Regions from separate parts of the Homo sapiens genome. Here all the other regions are linked to region 3. A link is a contact called in ENCODE Hi-C or POLR2A ChIA-PET data. All regions are on one chromosome and are shown on one strand. Each heading gives the region's core, a stretch centred on a gene start or an enhancer-like site at or near the end of the contact. The rest is flanking DNA. Distances are from core to core; before and after follow the strand shown. Region 1 overlaps VSTM4 (V-set and transmembrane domain containing 4). Region 2 holds the start of TIMM23B-AGAP6 (TIMM23B-AGAP6 readthrough (NMD candidate)). Region 3 holds the start of ERCC6 (ERCC excision repair 6, chromatin remodeling factor).

The links. Hi-C counts contacts between places; a loop is a spot of excess contacts on that map. ChIA-PET counts read pairs that join two places held with the same protein, here RNA polymerase II (POLR2A). Pooled maps may share reads with other maps.
Region 1: a map with no recorded cell type shows a loop between it and region 3 (8-fold over the local background). The contact joins the enhancer-like site here to the promoter of ERCC6 in region 3. A Hi-C loop is called at or near these places in 4 of 37 single-sample maps with no recorded cell type and 2 of 50 pooled maps.
Region 2: a map of naive thymus-derived CD4-positive, alpha-beta T cell shows a loop between it and region 3 (21-fold over the local background). The contact joins the promoter of TIMM23B-AGAP6 here to the promoter of ERCC6 in region 3. A Hi-C loop is called at or near these places in 1 of 168 maps with a recorded cell type or tissue (naive thymus-derived CD4-positive, alpha-beta T cell), 3 of 37 single-sample maps with no recorded cell type and 12 of 50 pooled maps. POLR2A ChIA-PET finds 5 or more read pairs at or near these places in 2 of 52 experiments (GM10248 and PC-3).

The regions. Positions count from the first base shown.
Region 1 is chr10:49,051,364-49,054,632 of GRCh38, reverse strand. The region is part of intron 5 of VSTM4 (V-set and transmembrane domain containing 4); the gene reads left to right. Among named protein-coding and RNA genes, the nearest start is that of VSTM4, 63 kb to the left of the region's middle. RefSeq lists enhancers at 996-1,105, 1,116-1,215. Within about 2 kb of position 1,417, at least 5 of the 41 ENCODE cell types and tissues checked have a DNase peak (open chromatin) inside an H3K27ac peak, as active enhancers do.
Region 2 is chr10:49,940,329-49,943,599 of GRCh38, reverse strand. It overlaps TIMM23B-AGAP6 (TIMM23B-AGAP6 readthrough (NMD candidate)), which reads right to left and starts at 1,547. Exons shown (of 17, transcript NR_158661.1): 1 at 1,300-1,547; 2 at 242-365. PARG (poly(ADP-ribose) glycohydrolase) reads left to right here and starts at 1,573. Exons shown (of 18, transcript NM_003631.5): 1 at 1,573-2,091. The coding sequence starts at 1,875. It overlaps TIMM23B (translocase of inner mitochondrial membrane 23 homolog B), which reads right to left and starts at 1,547. Exons shown (of 7, transcript NM_001290117.2): 1 at 1,300-1,547. The coding sequence starts at 1,405. RefSeq lists an enhancer at 1,663-1,732.
Region 3 is chr10:49,537,360-49,540,655 of GRCh38, reverse strand. It overlaps ERCC6 (ERCC excision repair 6, chromatin remodeling factor), which reads left to right and starts at 1,535. Exons shown (of 21, transcript NM_000124.4): 1 at 1,535-1,694. RefSeq lists enhancers at 853-1,092, 1,123-1,182 and silencers at 1,603-1,892, 2,838-3,026.

The DNA.
Region 1 (3,269 bases), core at 168-2,667, 490 kb after region 3:
TGCTCCCCGCCTTCTGCTCCCAAATACTCTTAGTGCTAGAGGCACAAAATTCCCAGCTGGCTAGCCCACCATGCCCACCTTCATTTTGGCAGCTGACATCACTTGTTCCAGACGATTTCCAGGCACATGCCCCCTTCCTCCTCTGCGCTTCCTTCTCAGGATGGCCCTGGGTCTTAGGCACCAGCCACACCCTCAGTCCCCAAGACCCCACTACCTGGGTTGGCCTCTCCTCCTCCCTTTGGGGCAGGAGTTTGAGCAGCTGCAACAGTGCTGTGGGTTCCCCACGCTGAATCTAAATCAGACTTGAAATGCAGTAGAATGTTAATGTCTCCTTCTGGTACTTCTCTTCAGGGAGATGGTTTAAACTGGGAGTAGCCACTGTGGCTCTGGCTCTATTGACCTTGTTCCTGTTCCAGTGTTCTTGTTATCTGTTATCTGGGCTGGGTCCTGGGTCCTTGCTTCAGGGCCAGAGGAAGCAGGCCAACATGGATCAAGTCCCATGTCCCCTTCTCAGCTGGTGACTTTTGAGAAGGACCTGATCTCTCTGAGGCCCCATTTTTGCAACAAGGAGGGCCAGAGGTCACGGATACCAAGCTCTTTCCACAGTGCCTTGCATAGGATGGACACAAACATAGCTGTTACTGTTGTTAACTTTAGTTTCTGAAAAATATGGTTGCTCAGAATTTGTTCAATACCTTGCAAAATCTAGGTTGGCTGCTTTGCCTGGTGTTCTGGAGTGGCTGCCCATCGCTCAGGAATGCAGCCTCTCTCATGACCTGCCTGGTCTGTCCTGCAGCGGTGCTTTCCAGCACTGCTCTATTAGTGGGAGGGCAGCTGTCAAGGGGATGTCATGCTGTAATATCCTGGGCAGGAAGACTTTCTGATCAATGTCTAAGTTGAAACTTGCAGCCCTACTCACTGGGCTGAAACAAGGGCACCATGAAATACCCAAGTGGCAACATCATCCTCCCTGGGTAGTACCATGAAACGTCTACACTGCACCTGTACCCTGGAGACTAGGGTCAGTTGCTATTTAGCTGTTTCACACCCCATCTAATTTAGGCTATGCTCTCTCATCTGACCCTCATAACTTTGCAAGAGAGATAGCCAACATACACCTCCCCTTTTACAGATTGGTGGGTGGAAGCCCGGGGAAGTAAGTGACTTGCCCAGGGTCACCTCTCTGGTCAAAGTAGAATCAGCTTTAGTGGCCTTTTGACCCCTGTTCAGCACCTGTTCACTCAATCCAGCCGCTGTGTGTCATGGAGCAAAACTGCCAAGCCTTTGTGGGACAGAAGCTCCTTCTGGCAGGTGGCCAGGCCGGAACCTGGTACATCTTACAGCAAGGCCTCTGCACGTGCGACATCCTGCCTGCCCTTGTTGGAGGCAGAAAAATAGCCTTGCTCCACAATGAGCTCCCACAAATAGCACTTCTCTCTAATCAAACAGCTCTCTAATTTAGAGGGAGTTTCCGGGCGGGCCTGTTTTCTGTCTTTCTTGGTTTGACTCACTCCAACAAGGCTTGCTCTGTTGTGTCAGAGACAAAATATAGCCCTGTTCCAACCTGAGATGTCGAATAACTTTTCTTGTAAGTTAATCATAAGGTGGACTTTCCTTGCCAAATATTCCGACCAGTCCTGCTGGCTCAAGGGGAGAAACAAGATTCTGAGAGAGTGTCTATCCTATGTCAATGTGGTGATTCATTGTCTAAATGAGATCAAATTGTCGAAATATGAATTAAAATTAAATTTAGTGCAGTTTTACTGTTTTGAAGGAAAATTATGATGACAAAGCAGGTGTTCTCCACCTTAAGGAAATCCCTGAACATAATGTTATAAGTGCACAAAAATGATGTTCCAGAAACTTCCATTTTATATTAAACAGTTAAAAAAAATCCAAAAAGAGAATAGGAAGTGGAAATATTATTTGATTCTACACCGTGCAAGGTGCAGTTGGGGAGACTACCCAAGTTTTGAGGCAAAAGAAGAAAGGAAAATGTCAAAAGATTTTAGCAAAAACAAATTAAAAAACTGCATGGAACAAAAAGCCAGAATTCAAAGGGAATTGGGAAAAATATTTTTCAATAAATATGTCCAAATGGTGTAAAAGTTGCTTGCAAACCTGTAAGAAAAGCTCAAGATCCTAAATCAAGAGCAGAAATCAAGAAAATCCTAAATCAAGATCCAAAAAAAAAAAAAATCCTAAATCAAGAGAAGGAGCTATCCTTCCATCATAAATGAGAAAACTCCTTAGACAAACATGGGAAGTGTCCATTATCACTAGAAATCAGAGAAATGCAAATCAAAAAGGAATCAGCTTTTTCTTCATTAAATGAGTCATTTTAAAAAAATTGACAAGTGGTGTTAAGGAGGGTGACGTAGGTATTCTCATTTGTTGAGTGGCATAGCTGTGGTGTAGTACTAACTTGTCAAAAATCATTTTGACAGTAAGTATTAAATAGCCTTGAAAATGGTCCTTTTCCATGACCTGGTAATTCCAGCTTTAGAAATTCAACCCCAAAATGAAAGTCTAAGAATAAAAAACCATTATGCACAAATACATTTTTAGCAGTGTCATTTCTATATTAAACTGAGAAAGAAATGAGATCTTTAGATGTTAGGGAAATGGCTAAGTAAACATCGGCTTATTTCCTCACTGGAATAGTATGAGAATATAAATATGAAAAATTTAGATTAAGTAAATTAAGAATACAAAATTATAATATAATATGATTTAAAAAACACTATATATGAACAAGGAAGGGTTGAAAATTTGTATCTACACACAAAAAAACTGCACATGGATGTTTATAGCAGCTTTTTTCATAATTGCTAAAAATTAGAAGCAGCTGAGATGCCTTTCAGCAGGTGAATGCATAAACTGTGGTACATCCAGATGACAGAATATTACTCAGTGCCCAAAAGAAATGAGCTATCAGGCTGGGAGCAGTGGCTCATGCCTGTAATCCCAGCACTTTGGGAGGCCAAGGCGGGTGGATCACCTGAGGTCAGGAGTTCAAGACTAGCCTGACCAACATGGTGAAACCCCCTCTCTACTAAAAATACAAAAATTAGCTGGGCATGGTGGCAGGCACCTGTAATCCCCGGTACTCGGGAGGCTGAGGCAGGAGAATCGCTTGAACCCGGGAGGCGGAGGTTGCAGTGAGCTGACATCGTGCCATTGCACTCCAGCCTGGGCAACAAAGAGAGACTGTCTCAAAAAAGAAAAAAAAAAAAAAAAAAGAAATGAGCTGTCAAGCCATGAGAAGT
Region 2 (3,271 bases), core at 298-2,797, 400 kb before region 3:
AGGAAGTGTATATGCCCTTTGTGCTCTGAAACTCAGAAATACTAAGATTAATATGAAACTGTGTTCTAAACAGGTAAAGTAGTAGCTCAGGCCTAGGAATCCCAGCATTTTGGGAGGCCGAGACAGGAGGATGGCCTGAGTTCGAGAGTTTGAGACCAGCTTGGACAACACAGGGAGACCCCATCTCCACAATAAGTCAAAAAAAAAATTTTAAAAATTAGCCAGGTGTGGTGGTACGTACCTAGATTCCCAGCTACTTAGGAGGCTTAGAGGGGAGGATTGTTTGAGCTCAGGAGTGCCAGGCTTCAGTGAACTATAATCATGCCACCGCACCCCAACATGGGTGACAGAACGAGGTCCTGACTCTAAAAACAAACAAAAAAAAAACGAAACAAAACACCATGTGTTGTAGATTCAGTTTTTTGACAAAGGTGACACCAGGGAAATGAAAGGTCTTTTATATTTTTTTGCACTAGAGTCAGTCTGAACATATTTCGTTGTTGTTGTTCCTTAGTATAAAATACCTAGAGAAATATTACAAGGATTCTCTAAAAAGAAAGTACTTTCGTAAAGGCTTTATCCACGACCAACTGCCTATCTTTAGGTCCAAGTTCTATTTATCTAGTTGAACAACCACAGTTACAAAGTACCAAAGTTCTGGAAAACATATTCACAAGACCGAGGAGAGGCAAAGGCAAGATATTTATGCCTCTGTATACCTTGATGTTGCCTATTTCCTTTCCTATAATTCTTACCTGGCTTCTTTCTTCATGTCTATATATCACCTTTAAAGTTCAGCTTACTTCCTAGCTCCTAAAGAAGGTTTCCTAGCCTGTCCCAAGTCATATTTATTTCTCACTTACATGCAATATTACTGAATATTCTGCCCTTACGGCTACTTGGAGGCTCAGAATATGTCACTGTGTACTAAAAAGTTAACTACGGGCTTGCTATTTGGAATACATTTACTCCCAAAGCTGGGCTCTACTCTTAAGGGTCAATCACACGGCCCACCACACACAAAACGTACGAGGCTTGGATATAAACCTAAGAAAACATGCATCATCTCGCGAGTCCAGGTCAATCACGGACAGCTTCCCCAGGAGATCCGTGGCCCTTTTTTAGGCCTTTCTATCTTGAAAGAGCAGCCATGCAGATACACTAACCCCACCACTGGTACTTAAGCTTGTAAACGCCAGCAAGGAAAAAAAAACCAACAACATAAAACATGGGACGCGCAACTTTAGTGTAAACGCAAGAACCAGTCAGAAATAATCGCAAGCTAGGCCCCATACTTACGCGGGACGCCAGCCAAATCCGCGTGCGAGTAACCTGCTTCGCCGGCTCCGAAAAAGCCGGCCAATACCCCTGTGGTTTTGTCGCCGCTTCCCCCGCCTCCTTCCATGGTATCGCAGCAAACCGAGTGGTTCCCGCCGCTGCCTCAAGCCTGGGTGGTCCGCTGGGCCGTTACTCCTCAATAACAGCGGGTAACCCCGCGTTGCCAGCGCCTACTTCACACGCTGACATTCCGGGCGCCGGTTCCCGTTAAGCGCCACACTTCCGCTTTGCGGCAGTGTGCGCCCCGGAAGCCGGAAGCGCCTGACGGCAGCTTTCCGGTGGTGGGAAAGTGAACGAATCCCGAATCAAAGCGGCGCATTGAGGCAGGTGGGGTGCCAGTGGAAGAGGGAAGGCAGGCGAGTGTTTACGGCCTGACTTGGGAGGCCGGCGGATCAGCAATTGCAGAAGCAGGCAGCGGCAGAGAGGGAATGGTGCAGGCAGGCGCTGAGAAGGAGGCGCAGTCCATCTCTCTCAGGGTTAGTGAATGAGGCTCTCCGCCCGGGCCGGCCCGGGGACAGTGCGCTGCTGGTCCCAGCATGAATGCGGGCCCCGGCTGTGAACCCTGCACCAAGCGACCCCGCTGGGGCGCCGCTACAACTTCGCCGGCTGCTTCGGACGCCCGGAGCTTTCCCAGCAGGCAGAGGCGCGTCCTCGACCCCAAGGACGCTCACGTGCAGTTCAGGGTCCCACCGTCCTCGCCAGCCTGCGTCCCAGGGCGGGCGGGACAGCACAGAGGCAGCGCCACCTCGCTTGGTACGTGGGAAAATAAAAATCTTTGTCCTTCGCCTCGGCCCGAACCTTCTGGTCTCAGTCTGAGGACCCAGGGGCTCCAGTCACTCCTTTCTGGTCTTGTGTGCATCGTCACTCTTGAGGTCCACTTGCTGAGCTACCAAAGCCACTAGTGGGTGAATGGGGCCGCATTTTTCCCAGTGCGATTGATGTGAGAAACTCTGATGAGCAGTCACTCACAGGGCGGAAAATGGCAGGAGACTCCACCACCTGTTTGCTTCTTCAGGTTTGATTGAGAAATTGCCTTAGTCGTCAAGGAGATCTAATTGTGTATGTAAAACAGTAGGGCGCTTCAGCCTCTAGATAGGAAGAAAACAACTTCACTTGTTCAGATTCTGGGTCCCAGGGTGCAGAGCTATTAGTTTAAGCTGGCATTGTACCCGTCCCTGGTATACAGTGTTGAACGAGAGAAACTTGGCCTCTGCCTTCATACCTTAAAATCTATCTGGAGAGATAGACGATAGCAAAAGTTAATATAATAAAAGGTAATGGATGTTCTGATAGATGAATGACAGATTGTTTTACCTAACTGAATTTATGGAATCGAAAATAGTCCTCCAGAAGATGAGATGCTTATTCTGAGGACTGTAGAATGAGTAGGAGTTAGATGAAGAGGAAGTAAGAAGTGTTTCAGGAGTGCAACCGAGGCCGGGCGCGGTGGTTTTGCCTGTAATCCCTGAGCTTTGGGAGGCTGGGGCGGGTGGATCACCTGAGGTCAGGAGCTCAAGACCAGCCTTACCAATATGGTGAAACCCCGTCTCTGCTAAAAATACAAAAAATTAGCCTAGCGTGGTGGCGGGCAACTGTAATCCCAGCTACTCGGGAGGCTGAGGCAGGTGAGGCAGGAGAATCGCTGGCATCCGGGAGGCGGAGGTTGCAGTGAGCCGAGAGGGCACCATTGCACTCCAGCCTGGGCAACAAGAGCGAAACTCCGCCTCAAACAAAACAAAACAAAACAAAACAAAAACAGGAGTGCAATTGATATATAGAGTGAACGCAAGAGAGTGTGAGAGATGAGGCTGCAGGGTGGTACAGAAAAGTCAGATCAAATTGGATATGTAGACATTGCTAAGGATTTTGAACTCTAAGGGCATTGATAAGCTACTCAAGGGTTTTTAGTAGGGGAGTGACTTGATTAGACTTA
Region 3 (3,296 bases), core at 286-2,785:
ACAATTCGGCCCTTAATAGCTCCAGTTGTGCCACCCTGAGTTGTTTTCCTGAACCCCGCCCACGTCTTTGTAAATAATAACTCTCAACTTCCCCTTTTGAGTGGACCATTTTTTCCTGTCCAAATTCTGATATAGGAAGGGTCTCCAAAATAGCTGCAAAGGGAACCTCAGTCTCAAAAGTTGGGATCCACTATATATCTGCTTTTACTTTCAAGCATTGAAACTAATGTCAATCAACTGCCTTTCTATTCTTAATATTTTATCCAAGAAATCGCTAGAATTCTTTCTCCTTTAAAAAAAAAAAAAAGCAAGTTACAAGCCGGGCGTGGTGGCTCACACCTGTAATCCCAGAACTCTAGGAGGCCGAGGCGGGTGGATCACCTGAGGTCAGGAGTTCGCGGACAGCTTGGCTAACATGACGAAACCCCGTCTCTACTAAAAACACAAAAATTAGCTGGGCATGGTGGCAGGCGCCTGTAATCCCAGCTACCCGGCAGGCTGAGGCAGGAGAATCGCTTGAACCTGGGAGGAGGAGGTTGCAGTGAGCCCACATCGTGCCATTGTACTCCATCCTGGGCGACAAGAGCAAAACTCCGTCTCAAAAACAAAAACAAAAACAAAACAAACAAAAAAACCCACTACCACCAACAAAAACAAGTTACATTGTGGGTTGGGGCCGCTGACAGGAGGAATAAGATGATGTTATGGAGCATTTCCTAGTCCCCTTTCCGACCCCATTTCCCTATTGTCCGACTTCAGGCTTCCAAGTGAGGACAGCACTTCCCAGGCAGTGACCCGCAGTCACTGCCCTCCCAGAGGACGTCCTGCCTCGCGGCCCTGGAAAGTCCACCTTCTCCTAGCACCGATCCTGAGCTGAGAAGCTCTGTCTGGTACAGCCATCCTGCATCGTGGGCTGCTTCTTTCCCCAGGCGAAGCTCAACTTCCTCCCATTGTTCTGAACCTCTGTGTGGACATCTTCTTTCTTCAAACGCACCACGGTAAAATTCTCGCCTGCCTCGAAACCCCGCCTACCTCTGAGATCTGAGGACGGATACTAAACGCTGGACTTAAGGCAATGTACACATGTAAGCAGGCTCTGTAGGCACTCACTCCGCCCAGGTGCGCGCGTGGCGGAGGGGGAACAGAGAAGCAGGACAGCTCTCCATCCTTCCCGTGTTCAGTCGTGGGAGACAACAAGAGAGGTCACAGCCTGGCGACCAAAAAGTGCGGCTAACTTCCCTGCCCAAGCTGACTTTCTCTGCAGGGTTCAAGGTTAATTGTGAGGATTTACATTCGCATGGCACACCCGCATCCCCCTCTACGTGGAAATATGTCTTAACTTTCATAACTGCCTTGCCAGCAGGGTATTTTTCGCTAGGGGCGAAGCGTCCTTCGCAAGCCACCCAGCTGACCGGCAGCGGAGACAGCTTTCTCGCCCTGCTCGCACGCAAGTAGAAAGGCGCTGCTGAGCCCGTCCCTCCAAACCACGTGGTCTTGCCCGTGCTTAAAAACAAACGCTGAGCCAGGCGCATGCGCCACGGGCCTCCCCGCACCAGCAGAAGTCGGAGTCGCTGTTGGGGGCGGTGTCTATGGTTGAGCTGAGGGCGCAGGCGCCACGGCCCGTCGAGCTGGGTTCCAAGGCGGCTGGCGGCGGTAGCGTCTCTGTTTCCTTGTGGGCGCTCGCGCGGCCCTGGGTGAGTGTTCGGGGGTCCCGGCCGAATGTCGGGCAGGGGGTGTCGGGGCCCAGCTCAGGCTTCTCGGGCGGGCCGCGGCCCCGCGCCTTGGCCTCGCCGTGGTGATTGAGCCTGTCAGCGAGGACGCACTGTAGCGGGTCTTAGGGCCAAGTGCCCGCTTCCGGCGGCCTCACCTGAGACCGGAAGTAGCGCCAAGGAGCGCTCACCTGAGGCGGCTTGAGTCCCTGGCCGGCCAGCGACCCAGCTACTTCTCCGACTTTGTATAAGGCCCCCTGCGCGCAGGGTCAGCTGGGTCCTTTTTGATCTCGATTAAAATGCTGGAGCTGTTATTTTAAAGAGAGTCGGGCTAGATGTACGTCCGACGTTTTGGGCGTTGATAGAGTCAAATTGATAAGAGTGTGGGCGGATGAGGCAGGCCGCCTGTAAATGCTGCTGTTACGTGACTTCCACGCAGCGTCTTAACTGCTGTCATCCTGTGACAGGCAGCCCTCGCTTTTCTCCTCAACTTTTCCCATCATCTTCTTGTTGCTTTGTCTCCTCCAATCCATTATCCGCACAGTTGTCCAGGTGGTCTCTGGCATAAAGTAGGTCATGCCATCATCAGCCTACTTAACAGTTTTCAGAGTCATTCCATTGCACTGGGAGTGGAATCCATGCTCGTGTTTTCCCAGGCCTTGTGTGATTTGGCCCTTGCCTGTCCCCTCTCAGAACTGTGCCTGTGTCCGACCAACCCTCCAAATGAGACCCAGCTTGCCCCTGGCTGCGGGAGCCCCAGTGATGGGGGAGGACGGTGAAGATACTAGTGTCCCAGATGATTAAGCCTTAGAAGATACTCTGCAAGACTTAGGCCATGAACGGAGCCCTTCTCTGCTCTTCTTAACTCAAAGTTAAAAATAAAGTCAAAAATTCGGTGTTCCAGCCTTCTTGCATTTTCACAAGTGCATCAGCTCTTTCTAGTCTTAAAAGTTACGCACGTTGTTGGGAGGCCGAGGTGGGTGGATCACCCGAGGTCAGGAGTTCGAGACCAGCCTTACCAACGTGGTGAAACCCTGTCTTTACTAAATACGAAAAATTAGCCGGGCATGATGGCATATGCCTGTAATCCCAGCTAATCGGGAGGCCAAGGCAGGAGAATCGCTTGAACCCGGAAGGCGGAGGTTGCAGTGAGCCTGGCGGAGCCTGGCGGAGGTTGCACTCCAGCCTGGGCAACCGGAGCGAAATTCCGTCTCAAAAAAAAAAAAAATTTCACACGTTGTTTCCTTGCAAGACGTTCACTTTACTTTCGACCTGACTGACTTATCAGATGTCACTTTATCAGAGAGGCCTCCTTGACCCCACATCTACCTCCACAATTTCAATTTGGTTTCTCTCATTTTGTCAGAAAGCCTTGTACTTTCCTCTTAACAGCAGTCACCACAATTATATTTGTGTGTGTGTGTGTGTGTGTGTGTGTATGTGTATATATATATATATAGTTTTTAAATGTCTGTTTTTCCCATGAGACTCTAAGCTCTTTGGGGACAGGAATTAGTTAACCTAGTACATTGCCTGGTGTAATTAACTCTCAGTAACTATTTGTTAAATGTATGATTTCTTTCTTTC